Linked DNA regions of Homo sapiens: region 2 is linked to region 1. The links are chromatin contacts, found by Hi-C or POLR2A ChIA-PET in ENCODE. All regions are on one chromosome and are shown on one strand. Each heading gives the region's core, a stretch centred on a gene start or an enhancer-like site at or near the end of the contact. The rest is flanking DNA. Distances are from core to core; before and after follow the strand shown.

Region 1 (7,417 bases), core at 2,443-4,942:
ACATGTCTGCCCTGGAATTTAGAACACACATTCTTCTCTTTGGGTGTTAAAAAAAATTACCAATAGCTGCTGGTAGTGCAACAGAGGCATACATCATTAACTGAATGAAAATGAAAAACCACCCTTCTTATCTTCTCAAAACATCAAATTATACTAATAGAAGTTTCCCCACTCTACAAGTATTCCACTACAAGTATTCCACAGTTGAGTTCATAATAATAGAATGTATGTCATACAAGATAAGGGAAATGAAGAAAATATTTATTTTCCTTAGAATATCATTGGCAAAGGTTACTAAATTGAATCACAAATGTTTACAACACTTGACTCAAATTCTTATCACTGTTTTCCCATGAAACCAGAAGCCTGGCCCCAAAGCTTTTTGCATTTCTACTGTCCCCTCCCTGAGCCCACATTACACCAGCCATCTGAGGGATCACTACAATCCAGTATCACTTCCCAAATTGCCCAGTTCTCACCATCCACTGCACTAGAGGAGGGAGAACAGTTGCCATAGAGCTCCAGAGCAGACTTCTAGGTGGCCTCAGAAATGAGAACCTTTCCCAAATACATCTACAGGTGGCATTCGCCAGGTTCTGATAGCGTGGGGCTGCAGTGGCCTCCAGGTGCTATCACACTACTGCAGGACAAACCAAGTCTTGAAGTTTCTGGAAAGGGTTGTGCTAAAAAGCATTTCTCACCTGCTGCAGAATGTGTCTTTCTCTCAATGTCATTAACCTTCTGTGAAGCTCTACCAGTTCATCTAGGTATGCCTGAAAGAGAAGAATGTCCCCGAAAAGGACAAGCACTTTAAGTAGTAGTTCAAAAATAAATGAATATGTAAGTAAGAACACACAGGCAGCAGCAGCTGGAGGTTTCTCATTACACCACTCTAGCCCAGGCTGTGTGCACTCAGTGCCCAAAGGCCTCTGCAGAACAAGCCTGTCTTGGACCAGTCATTACCTTTATCACACCAACTTCAAAAAGGGAGTTGGAGTGAATTCTTGGACTTAATTGCTCTTATGAAGATTCAAGTCAGTAGACTCACTTTCCTCCAACAATATCTCTACAAAAGGTAGGGAAATTAAATGCTAAATTGTGAGTTTAAACATATTAACAAAGGCTACTTTCATTTTTTTTTCATTCTTGAATCTCAGAAGGTTTCTAAGAGAAAAAAATTCTAAGTTTGAACATGGAAACAAGAATGTACATTACCAATTAAGTCAGGGGAATTTTGTGGGGTTTTTCCTGTTTGTTTTGTTTTTGTTTTAAAAAGGCTTCCTGGTCATACCAAACATTGCTAGTAAGCAATGCCAGCAAGTGACAGAAGAACAGAAGAATGTATTACGAAAAACAGGGATCACTATCTAATTATCATCTGATTTGTGAAGAGCTCCCCTGAAAGGGGAGAGGGGGTACCTCTCTTTCCATATGCTCAGACTCACGAGTCTTTGTTAGTGTAACTGCATGGGTGCCCCCAGCACCATTTGCGATAAAGGCAAATGAAAGATTTGTGAAACATTACAGAGGTCTGCCCTGGCCCTACAGAGCAAGGTTAGGGCTCTGCCCAAACCAGGCAACTTAACCCCACCAGGTGTTGTAGTCAGGTTTCAGAAGCATGACGCACACTCTGGGAAAGCACACTGCACTAGCATCAGATGTCTTGCTCATCTACATCTGAGATTCCTTAATATTCTATCTCTACCACAATTCTCTTAATTCCCAATTCAATGTGCCTGAAATCCCTTGGCAACGTAGGCATCATGGCAAATGACAGCATAAGGCCAAGCTTAATACTGAAGATATAAACAACACATGGAAAACAAACTACAAAGCACTGGGATGAAATACTCATCATTTGGGCATCTTGGACACTTTGATGAAGAAAATGAAAGGAGAACCAGCAAGGATGATCAAGGGCAACACAAAGAAACGGAAGGCTTGTCAGTGTTGGAGCCCTCCTAGTAACAGACTAGAAACCTACCTTGTCACATTCACCATTCTTTATTTGCTTATCTGATTTGCTTTGCTTTATTGGACTTTTCACTTCAAGAATCTAGGGATCAAAGAGAACGCTGTGTTAAATTTTATTTCAAGCATCTCTTAGCTAACCAGCCACCTAAACAAAGGCATCCACTGAATGAAATGTACAGTAACATTTGCTTTCCAAATAGCATTTCTTTTCTATACATTTTCCTTCTTCTCTCTAATCTTATTTTCCTTGGAAAATGAATTACTTAGATCTGAAATGCTGAGTCAGAAAAGTAGAACTAAAAAAAAAAAAAAAAAAAAAACAACACAGTTGATGATAAGGAAATTGATCTAAGCTTCCAAGGCTGCTTCTCTTTTGCGACAACACTCTCACCATATGTATAGCAGCTGAGTTATACAGAGATTATAGTTCCCTCTGGCAAGAATTTTTTTCCTATTCATTCTGCTGTTTCAGCATGACTACTAGTGTTCAGTATGCTAGGGATGATAAAAACAAATACTCAAATGCCCTTTTTAGTACCTAACTTTCACATTCTAAAATTACTCATATGCACAAAACTGATACAGCTTTGGAAATGAAGATGGCCGACTATCTTCTGTGTTTTAAGAAATGATGTGTTTACCCTTGGTAAAACGCCAAGTGCTTTTCCTTTTATCTGGACTGATTACAACTTAAGTTATGAATAGCTTTACATACTGTATAGAAGCTTTGGTGGGAAGCTATGTTTCTACTTAATAAAAAGGAGAAGCAAATTATTATTTAATAAATGCAGCTGATTTCTTTGACAGCATCTTCAAAACTGAGGATTAAAAGGGAAGTATTTTTAAATGGTCCTCACTTGAAAAAGCTTGAAACCACTAAATTTATAAATGATGAGTGCTTACACATGTGTATAAACACAAAAAGCAAAGTAATTTGTCTTTTTCATTATAACTCATTATGAAGTGAGTTGTTATAACTGGAGACTAATATTAAAGGAGGAAAATGCCAAATAAAGGACCTAATTTATCTTAAGAGGTTTTATATTCCTACTGTTCTCTTTACCCATTCTGTGCCCTAACTTAGTAACACTTCTGTCCACAAGTTTACCACATTCCGTAACATAAAGATTTTAAGAATGAGTCCACTTTTAATCTGTAGTGGCAAGAGCACTGATTAGGCTCAGAAGCCCAAGTTCAAGTCCCAGCCTTATTATTTAATATTTTTGGACCGCAAAGGATGAAATGGGAGAGATGAACAAGATAAGACCCAGATTCCCATTCAGCTTTAACATTTTTTATTACTAATAAACATTTTACTGGATGAGGATAGGAACATGACATCCTGGAAAAGACCGAATACTCCTGAAGGGGCATATTTTTATTTTAATTGAGAATAATGCACGAGTAAAAAGTGTCCTTTTAACAGTCTTTCCTGACAATCATGCTTTTTTTCATCATTTTTAATATGAAGATAACCAAATGACTAATTTGACCAGGCTAACTTAAAATACAATACTTTTGGCAACACAAGGAAATTACGTATTAACAGAGGCAAGGCAATCGTTTTTAACATGCTCCACTGTAAAGGAAACCAAATACTCCACTACATTCAGAATTTCCTCCTCCATTGTTGTTGAAAGTGAGATCTCAAGGGAAAAATCAGCGCTGAGACCTAGGAGCAAGTAGGTCAGTAGATGGCACTCCTCGCCAACTCAGATACTGGGCTGGGCATGCAGAGACAATCCGCTGAGATTTCAGGCAAGAAAAAAAGAAAAAAAAAGTGCCTGCCTGCTTGACTTGTGCATTACAGAACTGAATTTTGTTCCCATCATATCCCGCTGCCTCCCACGATCCCCTCCTCCAACTCCTGTACTCTGGGTGTTGAAGTGACTTGAGGACGCTGTATTTGCAATAGAACTTTGCTAACTAGGTTTAGAGAGTTCTGCCACCTTTTCTTCAAAGCAGAAAATAGAACATTTGGACGCTGAAGTCCCACCCCACACATTCCGTAAGTGCTACAGCACAGAAGGCCAAAATACATTGAAATCCTAGTTTCTTTCTTCTGAAGTTGCAGTGGCAGGAACAAAAGCTCCGGGTGTCAGTGACCCGCCTCAAGTTACTGAGTGGCTGCCCAGAGAGGGCTCAGTTAATCTTCCTTCTTTGATCTCTCCCTGCTCCAAAATAAACAGCTTTGTCAAAACCTCATTCTGAGAGAGCTGAGCCCTGCTGAAGACAATTGTTTTATTTATGATCATTTCTTATCTTTAGGGAAACAACTCCAGAATAAAAAAGTACAACACCTTGTCTTCCACAGGCTTATTTTAAACCAGTTTAACTGGATAGACTCTTTTTAATTTCATTCAACATGCCTTGCAGGCTGATAGGTGATTTATGATATTCTGAATATTAACCCGGGTCCAATGGATCACTTCCTTCCTTCAAGTCCTTTCTCCCCTCCCTCCCTGCCAAGCTTCTGGCTAAAAAAGATGTGGTATTTTGTTTTTGTTTGAAATTCACATAAGGGAGGTTTGGAGTGAAAAAACCATCTCTGGTTGAAATGACGCAACACTCTTTATTATTACCTATTAAATTGTACTGAGAGAAGCAGAGCTACCTAGACTGCCTAGCTACTCCATTTATAGATACAGCAGTCTCTGAAAATAGAAGAATTGTGGTTTAGTAGCACTTTTGTCTTTAATCTGAGAAAATGTCTTGACAAACGTTCAAGATTATATTTTTCTGTATCACTTTATGAAGAATGACAACTCAGTTATTCACAGATGGATTCTCTACTGATAGATCTTTCATACTAATGACAGTAGCTCCCAACAGTACTCAGGTTAATTACTTGCTTGGTTGACGTGTGACTCTATGTTCACTTTTATTCAGTATGAAAATATTTGACTCCATTAGTACTTCCCCTCTTCTCTAGTCCCTGGAAGATTTGAGAAAAGGCAATGGACATTTCAGCTTTGCCTGGTGCTTTATCAAACTCAGAGATCATTATCAATTCATAGAGAGAGAACAGGCAAGGAGTATGGAAGGAGGAAACTCAAGAGTGTTCCCATTTCGGAGTTAGTCCTTCCAAGTATGTTCTCAACTCTTTATTAATCGTGAAAATTCAGATTCATACTCTTTCTCTATCCCTGTCTCTCTCCCCCTACTTTTCTCCCTCCCTCCTGCGCACACACACACACACACACACACACACACACACATTCAAATACGACTAAAAAGTCATTCCAGAGTGAAATTTAGTTGACTTTTAGATTTTTAAGAAATTTTTACTCTCTTATACCATCAACATAGAGAATTAAGATATACTAGTAATTTTTTTTAAGTCCCAGAAGCTTGACTTAAAGGGATAGCATCACACCTGACCCCAGTGCAAGTGATTTGAGGGGCTAGGAAACCAATACTAAACAAGGTTTAAGAAACCTTTACTTGTCCTCTCGGCTCCAAGACATAGCTCTAAGAAGGTAAGCCCTCCTGTGGTATATATATTTCCTAACCCAGACTAGCTAAAAGTGGAAGCATACGGACTTTCTTACCATGCTTACAAGTGCATGGAGAAAGTGACACATAATACAGTATTATTGGCAGACTGATGATTCACATGTGTGAAGCAACACTTGCCAAATAAACACGCCAAGGAACCAGGAGTATGCTACTTAATCAGATAAGGTAACTTTTACCCTCTCCAGATAGACGATACTATTCGTTTTTGGTTTTGTTTTGCTAGACAGGTAAAAAACAGTCTGACAAAGAGTCTAAACCTTTCCCTAAAGCCAAGGTCTGTTCAAGACTGCCCATTCAGGAAGGGCTTAAGTGAAGCCATAAGGTTTGAAGGGCATGAAAGGTGCTTGCTGGAGTTGCATTCCCTAGCAAGCCCACTTTTCACTATGATTGGGAGAGATACTGAAGGAGATGAGTGAGGGGCACAAAAGCAGAGCCTAATGCCCTACACTCCTGGCCCTGCCACTGCTGTGCCCATGACGTATTGTAGCTCTCATATACCACCCACTGGATACAGAAATCAAGCTGAAATATGCCTAGGTTGGATTTAAAAATATCATCGGCTGGGAGCGGTGGCTCATGCCTGTAATCCCAGCACTTTGTGAGGCGCATGATGAGGTCAAGAGATCGAGACCATCCTGGCCAACATGGTGAAACCCCGTCTCTACTAAAAATACAAAAATTAGCTGGGCGTGGTGGCATGCACCTGTAGTCCCAGCTACTCGCGGGGCTGAGGCAGGAGAATCGCTTGAACCCAGGAGGCGGAGGTTGCAGTGAGCCAAGATCGCGCCATTGCACTCCAGCCTGGGCAACAAGAGCAAAACTCCATCTCAAAAAAAAAAAAAAAAAAAAAAAAAAAAAATCTCACCAAGGTTCAAATTCTATTCTAATGCTAGTTCTCACTGAAGCACAAATTTACAAAAGGATCCCAAATTTTCTAGTTAACCAGTCCAGTGTTCTCAGCTGATTGGCCATGATGCATATGTCTTTCCTCTTTTTACTTTCCTCTGAAATGCCTGACTTGTGGTGGCAGGCATCCACACCAGAGGTAAAAGACGGCTGGGCCATGAGCACAGCTGGCCCTGAAGATGGGGAAGAGCCAGGATATGGAAAAAGAAGTAAATAACTTGCTGAATACCCCATCTATAAGAGATAATGAGGCTGGACTTTGATTTTAATGTAGGACACAAAGAAATTGCAGTTGAACTGTAACTGGTACAACAAAGAGTACTGGTATCATTCCTACTTAACAAGAACGGATTTGCATTATAGACAAACCTTATAAATGAGGAATTTTAAACTATAAGAGATCTTTGCTAGTGCTTTAAATAAAATGCAAAAAGAAAAAGTCTTCAGCTCTAAACTAACATTTTCCAAGTAACACAAAGACCACGGATTTAAGGGCAAGACTATTTAAAATTGAAGGACACCTGTGAAACAGTATTTTCAGAAAAACACAGTTGTTTAGTTTTCAAGTTAATATTCGTACAGTAACTTGAATTAAGCAGTTATTGTAGAGGTCATAGGAAATCTGTCGACACAAAAAGATAAGAAAAACTTATGGTAATGAGAGTATCAATTCAATGCTCAATGAGGCTTTTACATTATTCATGATACTGAAAATAGTTTATTTTAGTTGGTAAAGAAAATATCCCGATTTAATTTATTTAACAAATGCTCTTTATCATAGCCTTCAAAGTTCTGCCTAGATCTTATCCAAATAGTTATATTTTGAGTTGACTATCAAATTAATAAGCTTTCCTTTAGCTCAAGTTGTAACAATGATAATGACCATTATTTTCTCAGCATTTTATTAATTATTCCTTAAAATCCCAAGTAATAATCCTTCTATCTTGGACGAGAAAACTGAGGCCGAACACCTATAATAATAAACTACCATCAACTGAGTGCCAAGGAGGGGCTGTGC
Region 2 (7,417 bases), core at 3,203-5,702, 740 kb after region 1:
TTTGATCTTTAGCATTTCCTTTTTGGTTCTTTCTTTTCTTTTCTTTCTTTCTTTCTTTTTTTTTTTTTTTTTGAGACAGACTCTTCCTCTGTCACCAGGCTGGTGTGCAGTGGCACGATCTTGACTCACTGCAATCTCCACCTCCAGGGTTCAAGTGATTCTCCTGGCTCAGCCTCCCAACTAGCTGGCACTACAGGCATGCGCCACCACACCCAGCTAATTTTTTGTATTTTGGTAGAGAAGGGATTTCACCATGTTGGCCGGGATGGTCTCGATCTCCTGACGTTGTGATCCGCCCACCTTGGCCTCCCAAAGTGCTGGGAATTACAGGCATGAGCCACCGCACCCAGCCTTGGTTCTTTCATAGGCTTTCCATCTCTCTGGTTGCATTGCCCATCTGTTCTTGCATGCTGTCTACTTTATCTGTCAGAGCACTTAATCATAGTTTAAAATTCCCAGTCTGATAATACCAACATCACTGCCATGTCTGGTTCTGATGCTTGCTCTGTCTCTTCAAATTCTGTCTTTTTGTATTTTAGTATGCTTTGTTATTTTACTACTGCAAATAGGCCTTTAAAAATGTGACAGTAAGGTATTAGGAAGGGGAGGTGTTCTCTAGTCCTACCAGTAGGTCTCTGTTTTTAGTGAGCCTGTGCCTCTGGACTGTGAACTTCGAAAGTGTTTCTGTGTCCTCCCTCCCCCTTTAGGTGGAGCAGGATGGCTAGAACTGGCTGGAGTTGGGTATTTTTCTTCCTTCAAGTCAGTTGAAAATAGGCTCTAATAAAACTCCAGGAGATTAGATTCTAGTCAACTAGCTTTTTCTGACTGCAGACCTTGTTAAGAGGAATGGAGTGCATCCAAATATTCTCACCTTTATTGCTGGAAGCACTAGAGAATTTTTCTCTGATATTTCCTGTGAGAACCAGCTAAATCACCTAGACATAAAATGCAAAAAGTATGAGGACCCTCCTATAACTAAGTCCTCTTGAGTTTTTAATTCTCAGTTGTCCACACTGAGCCTTCACCAATTCATCAATTATAGTCCAGGTTTTCCTGGTTCCCTTAGTGGTTTCCACTGGTGAATCTCTGTTCTGGTTTAAGCTATAACTCTCCAGATTTGCCTGCCCGTTTCTCCAATCTTGGAGGTAGTAATTGTCTCTGTGTCCTCACTTCTCATGGATCCAAACAGAGTTTTTGGATTTTACGTCTGTTCAGCTTGTTAGGCCAGAGTGGCCATTTCCAAGCTCCTTACATGTAGAAGTGGCTATAATTGAATTTTTAATTCAATTAAGAGGATCAAAAAACCAATGAAAACTATTATATTACTACATAGTTATTTCTAAATTGAGAGTGATTTTTTTTTAACCTTGATCACCAATGAAGATTAATCAACTTCTCTCATTTTTTATTTTTGTAAGTGAGCAGGGGACATTTAAGCACATGGTGGGTGGTAAGCATCATTAAGGTGGGAAATCAGACTGCAACAGGATGCTATAAAGGCCAGGACAAGGCAGTTATTTCTTTCACCTGATAAATACACAGTCATTTATTTAATGAATATTTATTATTAATTAATGTATTAATGAATATTAAGTACTTGGTAAATAATATTTATATTTTTATAGGATATTTAATAATATATATTGAGCATTCCATAAATAGAAATAGTGAATATTAGAATATTATTGGGCTATTCTAAAAATGTCTTTCAAAAAAGTTATGCTGTTGGCTTGATATATGTATTGTGCATTGTTTCTGAGTTTATTCCAATGTATTTTATGCTTTATTATTGTTATATTTTGAAGAGAAAGTTATTTTTTCATTACCTGTTCTAATTTTTAATGGGACCAATTTTCATTACATTTCAGGTATATGTGTCTTTCTGTTATTTTAAGTGAACATTTAAAACTTCCTGAATTATAATACTAATATGACAAATATCAATAAATAGAAACACATGAGCACAATCTTTTTGGATGTGTCCACAATTTTTAAGTGTCGATGGCTTCTGAAACCGAAACAGTTGAGAACTGCTGATGTTGATAAGATTTACAAGAGCCTATTTAGGTGGTTAATTTGGCATATAATAGTATTAATCTCTAGTTTTATTGGTTGTCTTCTCTAAATCACAGGAAAACAAATGTGGAATTTTCCTGACCATGGGTAGTGACTGTGGTGTAGCTTCAGATTGCATTTGGAGAAAAGTCCATTGGAAAAGCATGGGGAAGGGAGGTAATGAGGACGCAAAAGGCAGAAGAGCTTCGTTCAAAAACAGTACCCTCCACAATAATAAAATGAAGGGTAATCTCACCAAAGTCTTAATTACATTGGAAAATTTTGCTCAGTGACCAAGAAAGTTCCTGTGAAACTTGGGAATTACAAAGGAAAAGCCTAAGTTCAGGGGAAGGAAAAAGAAGAATTGTTTTTCTCTCTTCAACCTGCTGTTTCCCTCTCACCCTCATTCAGTTCCTGAAGCTGCTTCTTTCCATGCTGGGCTTTATAACCGCAAGCCAACAGCTAGTTGGGTAGGGAATCCACCTTCAGACCTCCGACCTCGTGTGAAGAGGCAGAGCATGCCGCTGAGATCTATGTGCCACTGGTTTCAGACATTTCTCTGTTCCTTTTCCCTTTCCCACATCCTGGATGTCTTGTCATAGTCAAAGGCCTTTGACTAGATCCATTCGTTAGTTTCCGTTCTGTCACCTAAGAATCCAGGAGAGACTAGGCCACTTCACGGGGGCTCTGCCTGTCTTGTTAATGTCGGGATTCCTGACATGATATTAAAATAACGGCACCTTGGACATTGAGAAAACTGCAGAATCAAGAAGGTCATTCACTGACTTTGTCTCACCTTTCTTTGTGAAAGCTGGTCATAAGATAATTATCTGTCCTATCTCCCCTGAAAGTATGTCGTAAGACCCCCATGTGACAGGTGTCCTTCCCTGCTTCTGGAGGAAAGGAATAAAGACACAGGGACACCAAGAATAATCTGAACAGCAGGCCTTCCTAAGTCCCCCCTCAGTTTATTAACAATACTTCATATCCCCTTTGTGTCCAATATGCTTTTACATGACTGTCCATTTTTCATTAAACCTAAGCATAAAAATAGACAGTTTCTCTGGGTCTTTGGATCTTCATTTCTAAAGCCTCTTGTCTCCCATGAAAATTAGTTTAAAAAATTAGTTATGGTTTTCTCTTGTTAATCTTCTTTTATTATAGGGGTATTAACCATGAACCTAGCAATAGGTGAGAAAAGGCACTACTTTTTTTTCCCACACTAATGACAACTTCTGCCTTATGCAAACACAACCAGAGGGTCCTACAGTCTTCACCGCCAGCCACAGTTGGAATGGTCTCATCAATGGATTGATGGCCCAGGGACGCACAAGGGCTGTGCTGAGGCTCAGGAAACAATCCCCCAAAATGACGGCCACAGAAGCAGCCTCAGAAGCAAAACTTTCTCTGACTTTCTCCTGCCCTTCTCTCTGTGGCCCCTTATTCTCTAGAATCTCTCTAGAATCCCTCTTCCCAAGGCAGGCCATAGAAACCAGAATTCCCTTCCCCAAAGCCAGCCATAAAACCTAAACATATTACTTCAACCTCCTCCTTGCCTTTCTGTGTAAAAGCTGACCATAAGGAAATTATGTGACCTGCCTTATCTGATGGTAGAATATAACTCCATTCAGAGAGGGCCCTGCCCCATTCCCAGAGTAAGGAATGTTGCACAAACAAACCCAGAAGAATCTAGACAGACAGGCCTTGCTAGGCTTCCTCACTCAGTCTATTAGCATTAGATCATGCCCTTTTTGTCCAGTCATTTTTCTACATAGCTGTCCAATTCTTCATTAACCTAAGCATAAAAATGGTATCTTTGGGCTTTCATTCTGAAGGCTCCCATGTCACATGAAACTACTATACAATTAATTTGTATGGCTTTTTGCCTATTAATCTGCCTTTTGTCAGATGATTTTTCAGTGAAGCTTCAGAGGTCAAAGGGCTAATTTTCCCCTGGCCCCTACAGCTGCCCACCCAACATTTCTTACCAGGTGCTACCTGGACTCCCTCTGCTAGAAGCTCCACATTGGCCCTATCCAATACAGTCTTCAGTCACCCTCCAGCCTGGGTTTACTTTTCCCTTTGGATACCAGGCATTTCTCTGAGCTGTATGTTATTTAATCCTCACAACCATACTCAGGGGTAAATGCAGCCAGGCCTAGGGTTAAGAAGAGAATACACAGACAACACACTTACAGCAGCTGCTGAATAAGCACCAGCTCCATTCCCTTCACAAACACGTGGACATGTCTATTTTTGGTTTTTCTGTGGGTGCTTCCTATCTTGGAAGCAGTTTCTGGTGCTTCTACAAAGTGAAACCAAAACCCTGTACATCATTAAAACTTACAACCAATTACATTTTTATTTCATCATCAGGGGCTGTACGATGAACCAGGTGGTGCAAAAATAACAATGAGGGTGATGCAACAAGTGAAAAGGAAACTAAATGTGAATTGTCGAATTGGAATTGAAGAATGGAGCGGGTATTCCCCTTTGCCCTGGTGCTTGCCTGAGGCAAGTGCTGCTTATCTTCACAAAGCAGAAGATTCTTCTGGCTGCCTGGAAGATGCCTCTGTTATTTTAGTGAAAACATTTAGCTCCTCGAAAGGTAGAGAGAACCAAGAGGTAAAGTGTGCCATTGTAGACAGCTGGTGTGTGTGCCAGGTAGCAGTGCTTCTGTCTACATCCTGGGATATTTGCTGCGAAATGATTGGCTCAGTCACCAAGTGAATGGCTCTTTCTGCCTCTCCCTTGTGAGTAGTTGAGCTGGCATTAAAAAGTTCCTGGCTAGTTCTTTTGAAATTACCTCACCTTCCTGCAGACCTAGAACATTAGGGAATAATCCTCTAATCAGTTTCAAATAGGAGAGCTCACATGTAAGCAGCCTTATTTAAGTGCCAGGCATCATTCTGAGCATGTTATATAAATTAAACAATTAATCCTCACCACAGTTTTATGAGGTAGGACTGTGGTTATCTTAATTTTACAGATAAGGGAACTGGGCAACGAGAGGTCTGTTTCCTTTCCCCGTTATGACATCCCAAAATAGCATTTTGCTCCTTGAGTTCTAGTAGGAACATTCAAGGCCTGGTTGGCCTTTCCCATCTCTCACTCTGGACCCCTGGAGGGAAGAAAACTTGGTCTTATTCCTAGCTCTCATTTTTCACTTATTTCTTATTTTTAGAAAATGTGCAATTCTGCCAACTCTTTGCTTTAGCTCTTGCTTTCAAATGACTTGCACATCTCTGTCCTTTCTCCCCTTTTCCAAAATTTTCAATGTCATTTGCATCCTTCCATCAGTTCTAAAATGCTAGTTACTTGTGGATGTCTCTCCATTTTACGCCCTGTTCTGAGCCTATGGCTCTTTGCAAATTCAGCACTTGCGGAACACTCATCATTCTGTTCGGTAATCGATGTTTTGTTTTATCCTCTCTTTTCCAGAAGATTCGTGTTTTAAATCTGAACTTTGTCTCCCCAGTCATTAGCACAGTAGCCAATGGTAAAAAGTTAAGTATTGTTTATTGAATAAATATAATGCTGCAATATATGCTTCAATGAGTTTGTGACTGTCAGATATCAAGGAGTTGTCTTGGCAATGTTTGCTGAGGGTTCATTTAATGAATTCTCTTGACAAGAATTTGAGCTCCACCTATCTCATGAGCACATTGATGGGCAATGTGAACAAAGGGAAAATAAAATTCAAAAGAGAATACAATTTATGTTGAAAAGAACATTAAATATTATTTTAGATAAATGTAGCCCCAACACATGTGAGTCTTCTTGCCCCTTCTCTGACTCTCTTGGCATCCAAAAGAAATGCAAATCCATAATCAAAAGTCTTTAAATTTTAATATAGTTCCTCATTAAGGCCCTTGAAGAGACAGCAAAGTGGCAAATTATGTCATAAGTCTATTCAGTAAAACATACTTAGTTCCCGTTTTAACAGGAAATAGAAGCAAATGGAAAACTAACCAATTCATTTTATGAGAATAAAATCATACAACGCAGATAATAAGATCAGCCAACAAATTATAGGACACTTTTATAAACATGAAGATAAAAGTACCATGTTAAATATTAGGAAGTGAAACCCAAAGATGTGCTGTAAATAAAAAACTAGAATGTAACCAAGAATACAATGGTAGCATACGATAATCTGTTCATGTAATTATTAGTATGTGACAAAGGGAAAAAATATACTGATCTCACAAGGTACCAATAAACTCCCACATTAATTAAAAAGCAATACCTTAGCCTACCAAGGCTAGAACCAGTTTAACTCTGATAAATGTTATTGCATCTATTAAGAGTGCCTTCTACTATAAGTAACAGACAACTTAGCTAATTGAGTCTAAAATAATGAAGACATTTGCTCAGTCCACATAATTGGAAATCTGTAGGGCAGTATTCCTACAAGGATGATAGAGAGTTCCCATTGCTGCACATGTCGCCAGCATTTGGTACCATTAGCGTTCTGAACTTTGATCATTCGAGCAGGTGTGTAGTGCCTCCACATTCGTTATTGTAGAACTAGGCCTATAGCAGCAAGGAGAATCTGTGAGAATGTAACACAAGGATTAGGCTTTTTTTCCCCCAAATGACTAGTTGACTGTCCCAACATGGGCTTTTCCCATTGGTTTGAAAAGCCACTTTTACTGTATGCAAAGAAACAATAAATTCAATTTTCTTCTTCTTAACTTTGATTCTGTTTTCTTGACCGATTTCTCTATTCTTGCAATAATCCCGCTTTCTGCAGTCTTACAAGATCATTTTATATTTTACAAGGCAAGTCCCTCTGTAAATTTATTCCTTTCTCAGATTTTCTGATGTATTATTTTTTGATACATTTTGTAGTCAGCTTGTCAAATTCCAATTAAAAATCTTGTTGACGTGTTGTTTGGGAATGCATTGAATTTATGTATAAATGTATAATAAAGCAATTAAAAACAATTCAGTAGATTTTTATTTACTAATAGAAAAAATCTCTAAGATCTATTATTAAGTAAAAAAAGAAACATGATATTTATGAAATACAAACACACTTAATATCCACTGAATATTTCTATATGTATAAATTTATTAAATAAATGAGGAAATGACTAAAAGGATACTCATTAAAGTATTAACTATGTGAAATTGGGATGGTAACAGGTCAATATGACTTTTCACTTGTATGAATTATTCTAATTTTTAATCATGACAATACATTCATGTATTTTTTATAAATATAAATAAACTCAAGAAATCTTTTTTAGTTCTCTAAAGTAACACTCCTTAGGGCAGTTACTTAACTTTGCATCTGCTTATCCATCTTTTTGTGAGCTTCATCCTGCTTTGCTCTTTTTACTCCACTTTGAACAGT

The links. Hi-C counts contacts between places; a loop is a spot of excess contacts on that map. ChIA-PET counts read pairs that join two places held with the same protein, here RNA polymerase II (POLR2A). Pooled maps may share reads with other maps.
Region 2: a map of gastrocnemius medialis shows a loop between it and region 1 (2.5-fold over the local background). The contact joins two enhancer-like sites. A Hi-C loop is called at or near these places in 6 of 168 maps with a recorded cell type or tissue (CD4-positive, alpha-beta T cell, GM11168, PC-3 and 3 more), 5 of 37 single-sample maps with no recorded cell type and 11 of 50 pooled maps. POLR2A ChIA-PET finds 5 or more read pairs at or near these places in 1 of 52 experiments (activated T-cell).

Annotation. Positions count from the first base shown.
Region 1 is chr9:20,352,824-20,360,240 of GRCh38, forward strand. It overlaps MLLT3 (MLLT3 super elongation complex subunit), which reads right to left. Exons shown (of 11, transcript NM_004529.4): 9 at 1,985-2,056; 10 at 702-773. All of the region lies in intron 3 of LOC124902129 (a long non-coding RNA gene), which reads left to right. Among named protein-coding and RNA genes, the nearest start is that of MIR4473, 55 kb to the right of the region's middle. Within about 2 kb of position 3,693, at least 11 of the 41 ENCODE cell types and tissues checked have a DNase peak (open chromatin) inside an H3K27ac peak, as active enhancers do.
Region 2 is chr9:21,092,044-21,099,460 of GRCh38, forward strand. No RefSeq gene overlaps it. Among named protein-coding and RNA genes, the nearest start is that of IFNB1, 18 kb to the left of the region's middle. RefSeq lists enhancers at 4,280-4,549, 4,447-4,741. Within about 2 kb of position 4,453, at least 10 of the 41 ENCODE cell types and tissues checked have a DNase peak (open chromatin) inside an H3K27ac peak, as active enhancers do.